2 separate regions of the Homo sapiens genome follow, and region 2 is linked to region 1. The links are chromatin loops, found by intact Hi-C in ENCODE. Cell type or tissue: dorsolateral prefrontal cortex. All regions are shown on one strand. Links, peaks and the distances in the headings refer to the core of each region. The heading gives the core; the rest is flanking DNA.

Region 1 (7,284 bases), core at 1,086-6,085:
CGCTGCCTGAGTGTCGATTTGCAGTGGGGGCACGCGCAGGCTCTCCGGGAAAACGCCTGTCAGTCAAAGCGGCTCTCTCGTGAGAGCGTCTGACTGCTCGGTTCCCTTCCATCTCCGTCTGCTGGAGAATTGAAGGTGTTAGCAGGTTCACCGGGCAGCAACGCTCAGACCGATGTGCAGGCCACCGCCGCATGCTGCACGTGCCTCCTAATAGAACCTTGAGCTCCCGCAGCCAAGCCTCATTTTGTGTGTGTGTTATTAAAGTGCCGGTGACTAGGAAAAGCAGAGCCCTCTTAATTAGAGAGCGACATCCTTGCATAGTGGTAGTGTTCCGTTTGTGGCATAATTGTCACAGCAAATTACCAGTTAGGTTAAATATTGGGCTGGTAGTTCTCAGCGCTTCCATTCTTGGCTCCACCCCGCCCTCCCCACCCTCTCCTACCCTCACCATCACCTGCTAGCCTGCACTTTTAACTTGATCTTCTGCCAAGTGATAGCTTTTAAGTGAGGCTTAGAGCAGATACACTTTACAGCAGGAGCAATAAATCTAGCTTTGGGCAAGTTACAGGATGCCAGGAACATCTGAATGAGGGGGGCAATTTTTGCTGTGTGTATGGGGGTGTGCTGGGTCGTCTCGTGGGGCTCAGCTATAAAACTGGGTCCTCCGTATATCTGACATGGTGTCTGTCCCGTGAGAAGATACTTGAGGTGACACAAGAAATGTGAAGGAAATAGAAGACCTGGTCCCTTCTCATTATCCGTCCATGGCGGGGGGGGAGCCTCACAAAATGGAAGAGCACTTTCTATAAGCAAAACCAGAGTGACACAGAGGATGCTGAGTACGTGGTGTGTGAAGGGAGTCCAGTGAAGGAGAGCGGACAGTCTGGTGGAGGCAGACAAAAAACCTATGAGTTGTCATCGTGAAGTTGCAAAAAAGGGATTGGCTGGCCGGGCGCAGTAGCTCACGCCTGTAATCCCAGCACTTTGGGAGGCCGAGGTGGGTGGATCACCTGAGGTCGGGAGTACAAGACCAGCCTGACCAACATGGAGAAACCCCGTCTCTGCTAAAAATACAAAATTAGCCGGGGTGGTGGTGCATGCCTGTAATCCCAGCTACTCGGGAGGCTGAGGCAGGAGAATCGCTTGAACCCAGGAGACGGAGGTTGCAGTGAGCCGAGATCGCGCCATTGCACTCCAGCCTGGGCAACAAGAGCGAAACTCCGTCTCAAAAAAAAAAAAAAAAAAAAAGGATCGGCTGGAAGAAAAGTCCATTTCAAACTGAAGGACTGGCACGTTGCTCAGGAGCCAGTAAACCAGGTGCAGGTGATACCAAGAAAATTAGCTTGGTTTGAGTGGTGAGTCTTTGTAGAAAAATAAATGAGATTGCTGCACACTGGGAGGGCGGCCTGGATCTTCATTTCCTTGGAGCTTAAGACTTAAGCCCTGTGGAATGTAAGTCCTAGGAGTGTCCTTTGTCACTAATTGATCTTTCAGCTGCTCATAGAGCTGGCATTCTTGCAGGCCAGGTACACGAGAAGATAGAGCCGGAGCAGCCTGCCTCCGCTTAGCCAACTGCATAGCTGAGGAAATCCTGCCGGGCATGTTATTGGAGGGTTGTGCACTCTATTCCTCACGAGCTTCGTGCTGGGATGCTCATTTTCTCTGGACAAAGATAGACTGGCTCCCTCTCTTGTTGATGGAATGGAAATTCTCTCTTGCATTATGGTTTCTGTGATAACTTTGGTGGCGGTGGTGTGGGGATAATGAAGAGTCTCTTAATGGCTCTAGTTAAACCTGGTAATATCACTCTATCACACTGGAGCCGGCCGTGGGAATCTAACCCACTTTTGTATTCCTAAACGCCTAAAACCTGCCACTGGCATCTTCGCATAATAAGGAACCAGTCATCGCTCGTCTGTGTCCTGGAACATATTTATAAGCCTATGTTAATTTCTGGACTCCGGAATGGCGCCTCTTCCAATCCCAGCCCTCGGTCAGTCTCTCCGGATAGACTTGGGAAGTCAGGTCGTTTCAGCCACACATCACCATTCTCCGTCCCTGAGCCCGGCATGCTGGTTTAGTGCCCCCAAAGGAAGAGAACTCATTTTATTCTGGAAATTGGGAAAGTGAATTTGCTTCAGGACCTGCCTAGGTCTAATTAGTCCAGTCCGTAAGCAGGCCTGGCTCCGTGTCTGAGGCATGCGTGCACGTGGATGGTGTGTGTGCACACGTGTGTGTGGCATGTGCACGTGTGTGCCCTGGCAGCCACTATAACGTGCCCGGCAGTGGCCGCTGTTCGCCCAGGTTGGCCCAGTTCAGTCCTGCTTCTCAGGGTGGCTGGTAGATGTGGCCACCTTACAACCCCCAAAAGCCTTCCATGTGCACCCCCAACCCCCAAAAGCCTTCCATGCGCACCCCCAAATGGAGAAGGGGCCGGGTGGGGTGTCATTAGGAGATGGGGGCCACGTGCCAAGACAGAGGAAGGGGAAATGGGGAGAAAACAACAAGAAAAGGAATAGGTGGGGAGAGAGGTCATTTTAACCTAAATTAAATAATGGAAATGACCATTATGAACACAACGAGGGCAGGGATTCCGTAGCCAGAGCTGCGAGACCGTGACAAATGGCTCTCCAGGGAAACGGGGTGCAGCCTCCTCTCCTGGAAGTCAGGAAAGGGGTCTCTCCACCAACCAGGGGCGGGAGGCAGAGCCTGCGCTGCCGGATTTAGCCTGGAAGTTAAAATCGCTGAAGCAGTTTATAGAAACAGCAGAGTGAGCCGCCGCGCACAATCAGTAGGCAGGATCCAGAGACGATGGCATAAATGTTTCAAATGTGCTCAGGGTAATTAGTTTTGAATTACCATGTGCATATTTTAAACATTTAAATGATCATCCCAGGTTTTCGAAAACAGTTGCACGCGGCTTGATGTCACCTCCCCTCCCGGGCGGCCTCCCCAAGGGGACACAGCCAGGTGGGGCCTGCGGGTCCCGCGACCTCAGCCGGGGAGGGGCGCGCGCTAAGCCCGGGGATCAGCGCGGATTAGGCCGCAGCCCCGAGTCCTGGAGCAGCCGCTCGCCCGGGACTTCCCGTCCTCCAAGCCTGCGTCGGCTGTGCCAGGTTTTCAAGACGATCTGCTCAGCGTTTAGGTTTCCCATTGTGCATGAAAATGCAATTCCACGCGGGCAGTTTTTCTCCCCCGTTTGATTTCCTGGAGACCCGGGTGGCTGGGAAACTTGAAAGGTGACTGGCCAGGTGGGAACCGCGTTTGGTGTTTGAAGCCAGCCACCTTGTCCGCCAGTCTCTCGAGGCGACCTGCCTTGCAGCAACTCCATTCTCCCTGGGGTTCGACTCAGAATGCAAACGACGATTTCCAAATTCCCTAATTCCGGAGGCGCTGGGAGGGGCGAAGGTGTCAGGCCTGGACCCCCACCCCCCGCCCGCGCCTTCCCTGCCGGCTGCAGGGGCGGATCCAGGCTGCGCCCTGGGGTGTCTCACAGAGGCCCTGTCGGCGGGGCGCGGCGGGTCGGGGTGTCTAAAGTCAGATCCCTAACTTCAGACACCCGAATTTAGCATCGTGGCTTAGAAACGCTGCCCTGTGTCCCCTTCCTCCCGGTTACAAGCTGTTTCTCCAGCAGGTGGAGCTGGGAGAATAAAAACTATGAGCCTGTGCCTGGGACCTTGCAGAGGGAGCTATCTGTGCTGAAATCCTGGTTGAATGAAAATTGTTCATTATGCAAACTGTCTGGTTCAGTACACAGAGGCAGCCCCCAGGCGCAAACCCCAAGTAGCTGCTTCTTCTCTCCCCAGATTAAAACATATGAACTGCTTTGATGTAATCTTATAACAAAGCCTAATAGAAATTTTATTTCTTTGAAGTTGCCTGTCATTTCTTATTGCCCCCCTTCTCCCGTCCTATTAATACCCGTACAGTCTGGGATATGCAGCCGAGTTTAGACTGTATTTGACGATGGGAACAGTGTGTTTTCCTCGGCAGTGGTCTGAGTTATTTAAATGCAGTTACATTGCTTGCAATATGTTTAATCTCTTGGGCTTCCCCCCCGCCCACTGCTATTTATCATGTTAATAGAATGCTACAGAATATCACATTATGCAATGTGTTTAAATTGATAAATTATATTAGAAAAATATTGCATAGGCGTGTTAATGGTAAGTGGGTTTTTGTAGAAACAGTTTCTCATTAGTAGATCAGCTGCTCACAGGGTAGAAATTGTAAGGATTTGGGAATATGCTATATTTATGACCTATTTGGCTAATTAAAATTAAGGCATAATTTTAGCATGAAGTTACTGCAAGACTTTGCAGAGAGGGTGGGGAAAGAAACTTGCCCAAATCCAGTTACTTTTAAATGTCAGTTGCCATAACAACTTCACATGAGCCATATTTTTACTTGAAAATTCCTTTTAGGATTCGGTTGCTATAATAATTTGCCTCAGCTCTTTTTAGGAGACATATTTTCCAATTTTCCTTCTGTGATCATTTCAAGACTTTCATTACTGTAACGAAAAATGACCATGGAAACCTCAACTCTTCCTTTCTCCGTGTGCAGGAGCAGAGTGGTCCCCCAAAATAGAAATATAGGTTTCCAGGAGGTATTCTGTAGGAAGGTGCCCCCAGGCCATGGGGGAAGGGGCCAAGCTCTGGGGATCCATTGTTGCAGGAGCCAGTTCCCTTCTGGGTGGGAATTATGAAGCCCACAGAATTTTTTGAGGTGTGGCTGTTAAGCTTTTCTATGTCCTGGGAGTTTTGCATGAGGCAAAGGCCAGCCTGACCATCTCAAGGAAGAATGAGTCTACTCATGTATTATGAAGGCCCATTGGGGGCCGTCAGCTTGTCATTCAGTGGAACTGCTGGTATTTGATGAGCAAGTGAGGCAATCCCCAAAGTATTTACTTAGAAGCAAAGTAGTAGCAGAGTAAAGTTCAGTGCCCTTTCTTTCGGTGTTTAGCTGCTAACCTTCATTCATTAGCCAATATGACCTCCAAGAAGCACCTGCAGCTATGCTGTGTTCTGGCCACAGACACACCAGAGAGGACTAGTTTCTGCCAGCTTTCAGATCTCTCTGGGCCAACACCGTCATTGCTGAGGGCAGGCTCGGGGTCCCAAGGAAAAGGTCCCGCAAGCGGGAAGAACATTCCATTTCAAAAGGCTTCTGGTTCCTCCTTCTGGGGGGAGCATGGCTGCTCTTGCTGACTAGTGTCCCTGACAGAAGCTGTAATCGGGTCTCTGGCTTTAGGGATACCATAGCTCCTCTCTTGGGAATTGCCATGGTCCTTCCTCTCCCTTTTCCATCTTCTCTTTCTACATCAACTCTTTGGTGGGATCTCCAATGGCCACATCTTTTTTTTTTATTATTATTATTTTAGATGGAGTTTCGCTCTTGTTGCCCAGGCTGGAGTGCAATGGCATGATCTCGGCTCACTGCAACCTCAGCCTCCCGGGTTCAAGCAATTCTCCAGCCTCAGCCTCCACCTCCGGAGCAGCTGGGATTACAGGTGCTCACAACCACGCCCGGCTAATTTTTGTATTTTTAGTAGAGACAGCTTCACCATGTTGGCCAGGCTGGTCTCGAACTTCGGACCTCAGGTGATCCACCCACCTTGGCCTCCCAAAGTGCTGGGATTACAGGCGTGAGCCACCATGCCCGCAATGGCCACAACTTTTTTTGGGGAACTCTAAAGCTCGAAAGGGGACAGTGGGGCTGGGCACGGTGGCTCATGCCTGTAATCTCAGCACTTTGGGAGGCCAAGGAGGATGGATCACCTGAGGTCAGGAGTTCGAGACCAGCCTGGCCAACATGGTGAAACCCCATCTCTGCTAAAAATACAAAAATTAGCTGGGTGTGATGACACGTGCCTGTAATCCCAGCTGCTCGAGAGGCTAAGCCACAAGAATCCCTTGAACCCGGGAGGCGGAGGTTGCGGTGAGCCGAGATCACACCACTGCACTCCAGCCTGGGTGACAGAGCCAGATCTATCTCAAAAAAAAAAAAAAAAAAAAAAAAGGAAAGGGGACAGTGGGCCTCCTGCAAGGAGCAGAGCAGAGGAAAGAGGACACCTGCTTACCTCCTGCCCTCCTCCAGGGACTCCTGCACCTCCTGATGTCCTCACATGTGCAGCGAGGGGGACAGTTGTCTCTCCCATCTCACAGGGCGGAAGTGAGGATCAAATGCAGTAATTTGTGAGAAAGAAAAAACATAAAACAGTCCATAAATGTGCAAGGAATCATAATTATTATATTTTCTCCTCTGGGTGAACCAGAGTTTGGATGTATGAAGCTCACATACGAGGAAAATCAACCGGGTCCGATCCATGAGCTGCTCTTTTCAAATCTCAGTGATGTGCCTCTGGAAGAGACTTTGGTGAAGGTTTGCATCTGTTTGGGGATGTCCATCATTTTGATTGTTCTGTACACGTCCGCTGAAATGTAATACTTGACATTTCTCGAGAACCCGTTGTATTTTTTTTTTAAACCTTGTAACTGAACTATATGTTCAGGGAAATGGAAATAAAACATGATTGCTTAGTTTAGATATGAAAGTGGAGTTTCTGCTTTATCCTCACCCTCCTTTGAGGACACTCATTCTTTCCCCACTTTCCGGCCCCCAGGCGTAGAAAATAGGCTGTTCCTTTGCACATGAGGGAGGCAGCGTGGGGAGAAAGACAACGTGAGGACTGTGGTCAGGCAGATCTGGGTTCAAATCCCCCATCTTCCATTTACCTGACCTCAGAATTTATTCCCTCGTGTGTAAAGCAAGGATGATATTAACGCGTGCCTTCCAGGCCAGTTGTAAGAATTAGAAATATCATACATAAAACACCTAGCGTATCGTGGGCTAACCTTTTTTTTTTTCTTTTATGCAGCTAATTCTGGGAGACGTGGGCTATGTTTTTTAAAATGCAGTGATGGTTGCTATCCACGCTCAAGGAAAAATGGAAATTCCTTTGGTCAGTCTGGCCCAGCTGCTGGCGCCCTGGGACCTCTGGGGGGATGTTTTCATGCCTTCAGGTGATTAGCATGAGGCAGCGTCTGGAGTCTGGTGGTGACCGTCATTTCTTAGAGCTCCTGAAGGCAACTTTGGGACAGTGGGTGAACAGCATTGCAAGCAGGTTGGTTTTGACTCAACCAAAAAAAGTGCTTTCTAATGATCAGAAGCAACCTGCGACATAATAGGTTGCTTCAGAGGAGAATGAGCTGGTAAAAAAAGGCTGGTAAACGTCTGCAAAGCCCCCTGTAGGAGCAGAGCCCTGTGCTTGGCCCTGGCGAC
Region 2 (7,284 bases), core at 813-5,812, 370 kb after region 1:
ACACTAGATATGACTCTACTCTCACAGGGCCTTCAATCTAGCAAGGGAAAGATCTGCACAAAACTACACTTAAAAGCACTTAAACCAGAAATGTGGTTATTACAAAGGCGAAATGGCCAGTCTCAGGGATCAGGAAACGCTTCCTTGAAAACGTGACATTTAGGCTGAGACCTGAAGGGTAAGAAAGAAAGTGACTGATAAAGGCAGAAATACCAGTGAGAGGTAAGAGCGGTGCGGGCAGAGAGATGAACAACAGCCAGGAGCCAGAAAAGAGCTTGGATCCTTCAAGGAAGAAGCCAGTGTGGCTGGAATACAGTAACAAAGGAAGAAAAGTATGAAAAGTGTAAGATTTGAAGTAGCAGGAGCCAGATCATGAGGAGCCTAGTGGACTATGTCGAGGATTTTAGACCTGATTGTAAGAGCACACAGAAATAACTAAACACTTTCAAGAAGGCAGTGGCATGATCAGAAATGGATATTTGGAAGTTCATTCATTTGGGTTACTGTCTAAAATGAAAGGCCAGAAGAGGACCAGGAATAAATCTGAAAAGACCATTATGAACTTCTTTCCATAGTATATGGATTACTGAAATGGTGATAGCTTGAACTACGATGGCAGCAATGAGAAAGGAGAGAAGTGGATGGCTTCAAGTTACGATTAGGAGGTGGACTCAACAGTATCCACCTCCTAATACCAGGTGGTACTGACTGGATGTGGGGACAGAGGAAAGGAACATGTCAAGCACGACTCCAGTCGCTCACAGGAGAACTTCTCACACTCTAGACTCCAGCCATACTGAACTACTCGCAGTTCCTGAAGCCTCCATGCCTCATCCACATTTTCATGCCTCCAAGTAGAAATGCCTTTACGACATCTTTAAGCTGCAAAATGCGGCCTCGCCCCAGCCTTCCCTAACCATGACTGGATTAGGTGTTCCAACTGCATGCTCCCACGGCCTCTCATGCTTGCCTTTATCACAGTACTTACCACACGGAACTATAATGACACACCTATGTCTTCCTCACGTGACCAAGTGCTCTTTGAGGTTAAAAATCATTTTTGGTTATTTTAATTTCTCTATCCTCAATGCTTACTTCTTATCAATGTGTGTGTTCCAAGGAACAGAGAAAGCAAGCTAAGCTCTTGGGACCTACTGTGAGAGAAAAAAAAGAATATAGGAAGCTAACTTGGGCCTAAGAAAGCAGGTAAAAATGGCAGTGTGGTTTCCTGGATAGATAAATGAAAAGTTATGAAACTGCAGATTTCTTTTTCTTTTTTTTTTGAGACAAAGTCTGGCTTCTTTGCCCAGGCTGGAGTGCAGTGGCACGATCTCGGCTCACTGCAACCTCCGCCTCCCGGGTTCAAGCAACTCTCCTGCCTCAGCCTCCCGAGTAGCTGGGATTACAGGAGTGCGCTGCCACGCCCAGCTAATTTTTTTGCATTTTTAGTAGAGACAGGGTTTCACCATGTTGGCCAGGCTGGTCTCGAACTCCTGACCTTGTGATCTGCTCGCCTCGGCCTCCTAAAGTGCTGGGATTACAGGCGTAAGCCACCGCGTCAGGCCAGAAACTGCAGATTTCTTCGAGGGCTGGTAGCCTAAAATGAAAAGCTCAAACTCAAAGATTTAAATTTAAAGAAAATTAAGGGTAATAGTTACCCAAGGATGATGTACAAACTAAAAATATATAGTTTCATCAATAGTTTAGAAAACAAATTACCACGTTGTAGTCTACCTACAAGAATTTAAAGTTTTTACCAAAAATATATTCATCTATTATTTGTATAATTAGAAATAAAATGGGACAGACATGATACACCTCATGCCTGTAATCCCAGATCTTTGGGAGGCCACGGGAGGACTGCTTGAGGCCAGGAGTTTGAGACCAGCCTGCGCAACAGGGCAAGTCTCCATCGCTACAAAAAATTAGCTGGGTGTGGTGGCATGTGCCTGTAGTCCTAGCAACTCAGGAGGCTGAGGCAGGAAAATCACTGGAACTCAGGATTTCGATCGCATCACTGCACTCTGGCCTGAGCAACAGAGACCGACCCTGTTTTTGATTGTATTCATTTATTTTTTGGAAGGCAGAGTCTCACTCATCACTCAGGCTGCAGTGCAGTGGTGCAGCCTTGACGCTCTTGGGCTCATTCTTGACTTTTTTGAGACAGGGTCTTGCTCTGGCACCTACGCTGGATCATAGCTCATGACATCCTTGAACTCCTGGACTCAAGCAATCCTCCTGCCTCAGACTCCTGAGTAGCTAGAACTAGAGGCCCGCATCACCATGCCCAGCCAATTTTGAAAATTTTTTTACAGAGACAGAAGCCTCGTTTTGTTGACCAGGCTGGTACTGAATTCCTAGGCTCCAGCGAACCTCCTGCCTTGGCCTCCCAAAGTGCTGGGATTACAGATGGGAGCCACCACACCAGACCTTGACTCTTTCTTCTCCCTGAGCTCCCCACGTTCAACCAAGTCTTTTGGATTCTACTGTAATAATATGACTTGTGTCTGTTCACTTCTTCCCACCTCCAAAGCCATTTCTTGGTTCAAGTCTTTTTCATATCTCACTTGGAACTACCGCAGCACCCTCCTTGTCTCCTATTTCTAGTCTTACTCTTCTCCAAACATTTTACAAAGCGGCCAGGGTTTATTTCTGAAGAGCAGATGTTATTCCCCTATTTAAAGCATCCAATAGCTTCCTACTATTTTCAGGATAAAGGTCAAATAATTTATCATATGACCCTTCAACATCTAGCCCCAGCTTACACCACCCACTGGGTGAATTTTACCCTTAAGGCGCAACGAACCAGCCACTGCAGTTTTCCACCTACCGTGCTCTCTCTCCCCCAGCCAGCCTCAGCCCTTTGCATATGCTATTTCCTTTGCCTGGGAATCACTTTACCACCTCCCTTTCCTTCTCAAGCTAACTCCTACTTGTTCTTTATACTTCAATTGACCAATGGCTGCTTTGGTCCCATGGCTATGTGCTCTCATATACTGGGTGTGCACCCCAAAAACAGAAGTAATTACAATGTTAAGTCTCTTGCGTCCTCCACTAGAATGCACTGAGACAGCAAGAGATCTTGTTCACTGTTATCTTTAGTGACTGGCACACTGTCGATAATTACTTACTGAGTCAATGAAGAGGAGAAATCTTCTAAACAAGCCTGTGATTTTTCTACTGTCATTTCTCCTGGCTTAAAGGAAAAAGTCCCCGCCCAAGAGTTATAAGAGGATATCCCATAGAAAGCCCATCACAAATCAGACTAACTAACCTATCCATGCTACTTTAGTTCATTCTCGGAATATAAGGTCAACCAAGAGGAAAAGATAAGTACAAAATCCCACATAGAATCCTAAAGCATCATGTTGATGACGCTGAACAAAAAGCAGCAAAAAAAAAAAAAAAAAAAAAAAAATTCTAATCCTACTTTTACTAAATTCTGCAGTGACACATAGTGGTGAGAGAGGGAAGTACATAATAAAGATAAAGGAAGCGTACATGAGAAGGGAAAAGACCATCAGGGAGCCTCAAGTGGTTTGTCTTCCTTGCAATCAGTGGGAAGTATCTGTGCCTCACAGCTGTATGAACCAGGGCACCCAGGCTTACTGAGCTAGTTTGGCTCATTGCATCATTCTCAGGAACTTACATCACTGGGACTCAGGCTGCCCAGCCCATTCTCTTGCTCAGAATCCTTCCCAGACTCAGTGCCCTGGGAAGACCGTGGATGGGATGGATGAATCCAGATCTCCAGGCGAGTGGTGTCATCTCCAACATGCCGGAAAGTAGACTTCTTTCCTTTCCGCCACTGGTCAGGGCTCAGGTCAAATTCCTCATGTTGCTTCTTTTCCATCTGTTCTGCCTATATAACATACAAACACATTAGCTCATGGCCTGGTGTGGTGGCTCACGCCTGTAATCCCAGCACTTAGAGATGCGGAGGCAGGCGGATCACTTGAGGTCAGGAGTTTGAGACCAGCCTGACCAACATAGTGAAACCCTGTCTCTACTAAAAATACAAAATTAGCTGGGTGTGGTGGCGCATATCTGTAATCCTAGCTACTCGGGAGGCTGAGGCATGAGAATCACTTAAATCCGGGAGGCAGAGGTTGCAGTGAGCCAAGATCGCATCACTGCACTCCAGTCTGGGCAACAAGAGCGAAACTCTGTCTCAAAAACAAAAAACACACATGAGCTCAGACTTTCCTGAGACTCAGCTTACAAAGAGAAAAGCCTCACCTCACCGGTATTTATTTGACAATAAAAATACTGTACCACAGTCCCAAAGTAGCAGAGTGTCATCTGCTTTGTTTCATATAGTTATTAATTCTGTAGACTGAAGGCTGTAGAGCACGTACATGTACATCCAAGGGCCCCTGAAAGCTCTCCTGAAGATCACAGTTTTGTTCTGCACAGGGGCTGACCAACTACCCACCAGCACAGTCTGATGGGACCATTTAAGGACACTATGAGTCATTCCCCGAGGACACACAGACACTGAGCAATAACTGCACCTTGGATAAACCTCACTGGCTACGATCCTGCCGGTGCGCAGAGCTAGGGCACACCAACACTCAGGGAAATGCACTATTCGAGGAAGGAAGGGTTCTGCCACATCCCCACTCACCTTCCGCTTGGTCTCTTCAAACAAGCTCATGAGACTCTCCTTGGCAGTCAGGATAGGGTTGCTGGCAGCTAAACTGCGCATATAGTAATAGACAGCGTCAAGCTTCCTCCTCTGTGGAAAGAGGCCAGAGACATTCAGTCAACCAATTCTCGTCCTAACTCCAGCAAGAGGCAGCTGACTCAGGAAACCCTACTATCTCTCCCAGCCTGTCTCCCAAACTGAGAGGAATCCCAACAACAAAATCAGAAATGCTATCCACAGGAGAAGCCATTGCAATTACATCACAGATCTCTTCTTGCACAGTATTATATCTTACATGCAGAGGTGCTCCAAGAACCAAGTACTCATAAGGAGAGAAAGGAATAAACAGGCTCTTAAAATATAAACAGAAATTACATCTTGTTCTTAGAAAAAGCATGATGTTCAATTCACTTTATATTTCCTGTTCTTATCAGAGAGTCAGTATGCTATAATGAAATCACGAAATTACAAGCCAGACAGACCTTGGTCCAAATACTGGCTAATCCAGGAGTTGACTCGGAAACTTTGGACAAAAGACTCCAAGATTATTACATTATTATGTAATAATCTTCCTGAGTTCCTATATCCTCAACATTACAATGGGAGTAATAATACCCAATGGAGGAGTATCCTCAGGTTTACAAAGTGTTGTCCACTGTCTCACACTTAACTGTACTTAATCAATGATGTTGCCATTGTTATTGATAATTTTTTAAAATAAATAAGTAGCTGAGTTGAACATTTTATGGATATTATTCAAGAAATTCAGCAAGTCTATTTATAAGCAATTAATAGGGAAAAGAAGAAGTAAAGAAAAAGGAAGTGGGTCAGAAAGAAGGAAAAAGGAAAACATTGAAACAAAGGCAGAAAGAATATCCAAAAGGCTTTCTCACTTTTTCTCCAACTTCATGTACATTTTCAATGTTTTCCATAACTGTTTCAAAATACATTTAAAATGCTAGCTTCTCTCTCTCCCCAGCGTCTACCCATTCTTCAAAACTCCTATCTTATATTCACCTGGCATGGCTAGAGGTGCAGGTTCTAAGGTCAGTGCCTGAGTCTGAATTCGGTCTTGCATTTATTAGGTATGACACAGCACGTTAACCTAGAGAGGTTTCCTTATTTGCAAAATGGAAATGTTTACAACATATGGCTCCCAAAAAGATTAAAATTATATAATGCATATAGTTTAACAGAATATTTGGCACACCATTACAGTTACTTGGTAGCTATTTTTATTATTATTCCAATCCATACTAATTTCTATCTACACTACTCACCTGATTTGAGACTGTATTATATTAATTCTATAAAATATTTTTTCATATGAAAAAATTTCCAAAACAGAGATACAACTTACAATCGGTATCTATTGTTATGTCTTATTTTAATTTGCAGCATTTTTCTTAGTGGAACAGAAGATAATGGTGCATCTAACAATCAATTACATATTTATCAAGTCTAATTTGCATCACTGTCTATACAGCTCACTTGTTTTCTCAACACATTTTTTTTTTCAGGGAAGAAAGCAAGTCAATATTTTATCATTCCTGGCACCTAGAAAAGCACTACTGTACACGTGTTGTGTTCTCAATAAATACCTGAGATTCACTGATTGGAAGAGACAGAATGACTGACTGATTGGAATTGGCAGAAAAGTTGGGAAAATGTTGCTAACAGACAACTAAGATGAGACAGACAGAAAAAAGAGGGATAGAGGAAAAGAACTTGAAGAAAGTGCGAATCTAGGTCAGAGGTCTGTGAAAAAGAAAATTTAATTCAAATGACAAAAAGCCATTGAGGGAATTCAGCACAGTTGCAACATACAAGATCAACACACGAAATTCAGTTACATTTCTATATACTAGCAATGAGCAATCTGAAAAAAAAGAAATTAAGAAAACAATTTCTGGCTAGGCCCAATGGCTCAGGCTTATAATCCCAGCACTTTAGGAGGCAGAGGGAGGAGGCTCACTTGAAGCCAGGAGTTCAGGACCAGCCTTGGCAACGCAGTGAGACCCTCTTTTCTTTTTTTTTTTCTTTTTTGAGACGAAGTCTCGCTCTGTCATCCAGGCTGGAGTGCAGTGGCATGATCTCAGCTCACTGCAAACTCCACCTCCCGGATTTGAGCAATTCTCCCGCCTCAGCCTCCCGAGTAGCTGGGACTACAGGTGTGTGCTGCCACACCTGGCTAATTTTTATATTTTTAGTAGAGATGGGGTTTCACCAAGTTAGCCAGGCTGGTCTGGAACTCATGACCTCAAGTGATCCGCCTGCCTCAGCCTCCCAAAGTGCTGGGATTACAGGGGTCAGACACCCCACCTGGCCAAGACCCTGTCTAAAAAAATAGAGAGAAAGACAGAGAAAAAAAAGAAAACAATTCCTTTTGCAAAAGCATCAAAAAGAATGACATACTTAGGAATACATTTAACCAAGGAAGTGCAAAACTTATTATACACAGGGTTAAAAGAAATTAAAGAACGAAGTAAATGAAAAGACACCCTGTGTTCATGAATTAGAAGGCTTAATATTTTGAAGATGGCAATACTTCCCAAAGCAATCTACAGATTCAGTGCAACCTTATCAAAATTCCAATGATTTTGCAAAAATGAAAAAGCTGACCCTAAAATCCATAC

The links. Hi-C counts contacts between places; a loop is a spot of excess contacts. Peaks named below come from ENCODE experiments on the same cell type or tissue, not always from the same donor. Only the 100,000 strongest peaks of a DNase experiment are listed, where the experiment ranks them.
Region 2: a loop joins it to region 1, with 2.8 times the contacts of the local background. A loop is called at or near these places in 24 of 110 quality-filtered maps.

Annotation. Positions count from the first base shown.
Region 1 is chr17:1,905,279-1,912,562 of GRCh38, forward strand. No RefSeq gene overlaps it. Among named protein-coding and RNA genes, the nearest start is that of RPA1, 79 kb to the left of the region's middle. RefSeq lists enhancers at 1,882-2,390, 2,391-2,898. In dorsolateral prefrontal cortex, for the core only: CTCF peaks have their summits at 3,628 (motif pointing right) and 3,828; DNase peaks (open chromatin) are centred at 2,739, 3,141 and 3,653; H3K4me3 peaks cover 1,153 bases; H3K27ac peaks cover 3,262 bases; H3K27me3 peaks cover 343 bases.
Region 2 is chr17:2,278,998-2,286,281 of GRCh38, forward strand. SMG6 (SMG6 nonsense mediated mRNA decay factor) reads right to left here. Exons shown (of 19, transcript NM_017575.5): 7 at 4,628-4,738; 8 at 3,650-3,862. Among named protein-coding and RNA genes, the nearest start is that of SMG6, 21 kb to the right of the region's middle. In dorsolateral prefrontal cortex, for the core only: a CTCF peak has its summit at 3,459; no DNase peak of the experiment used is centred there.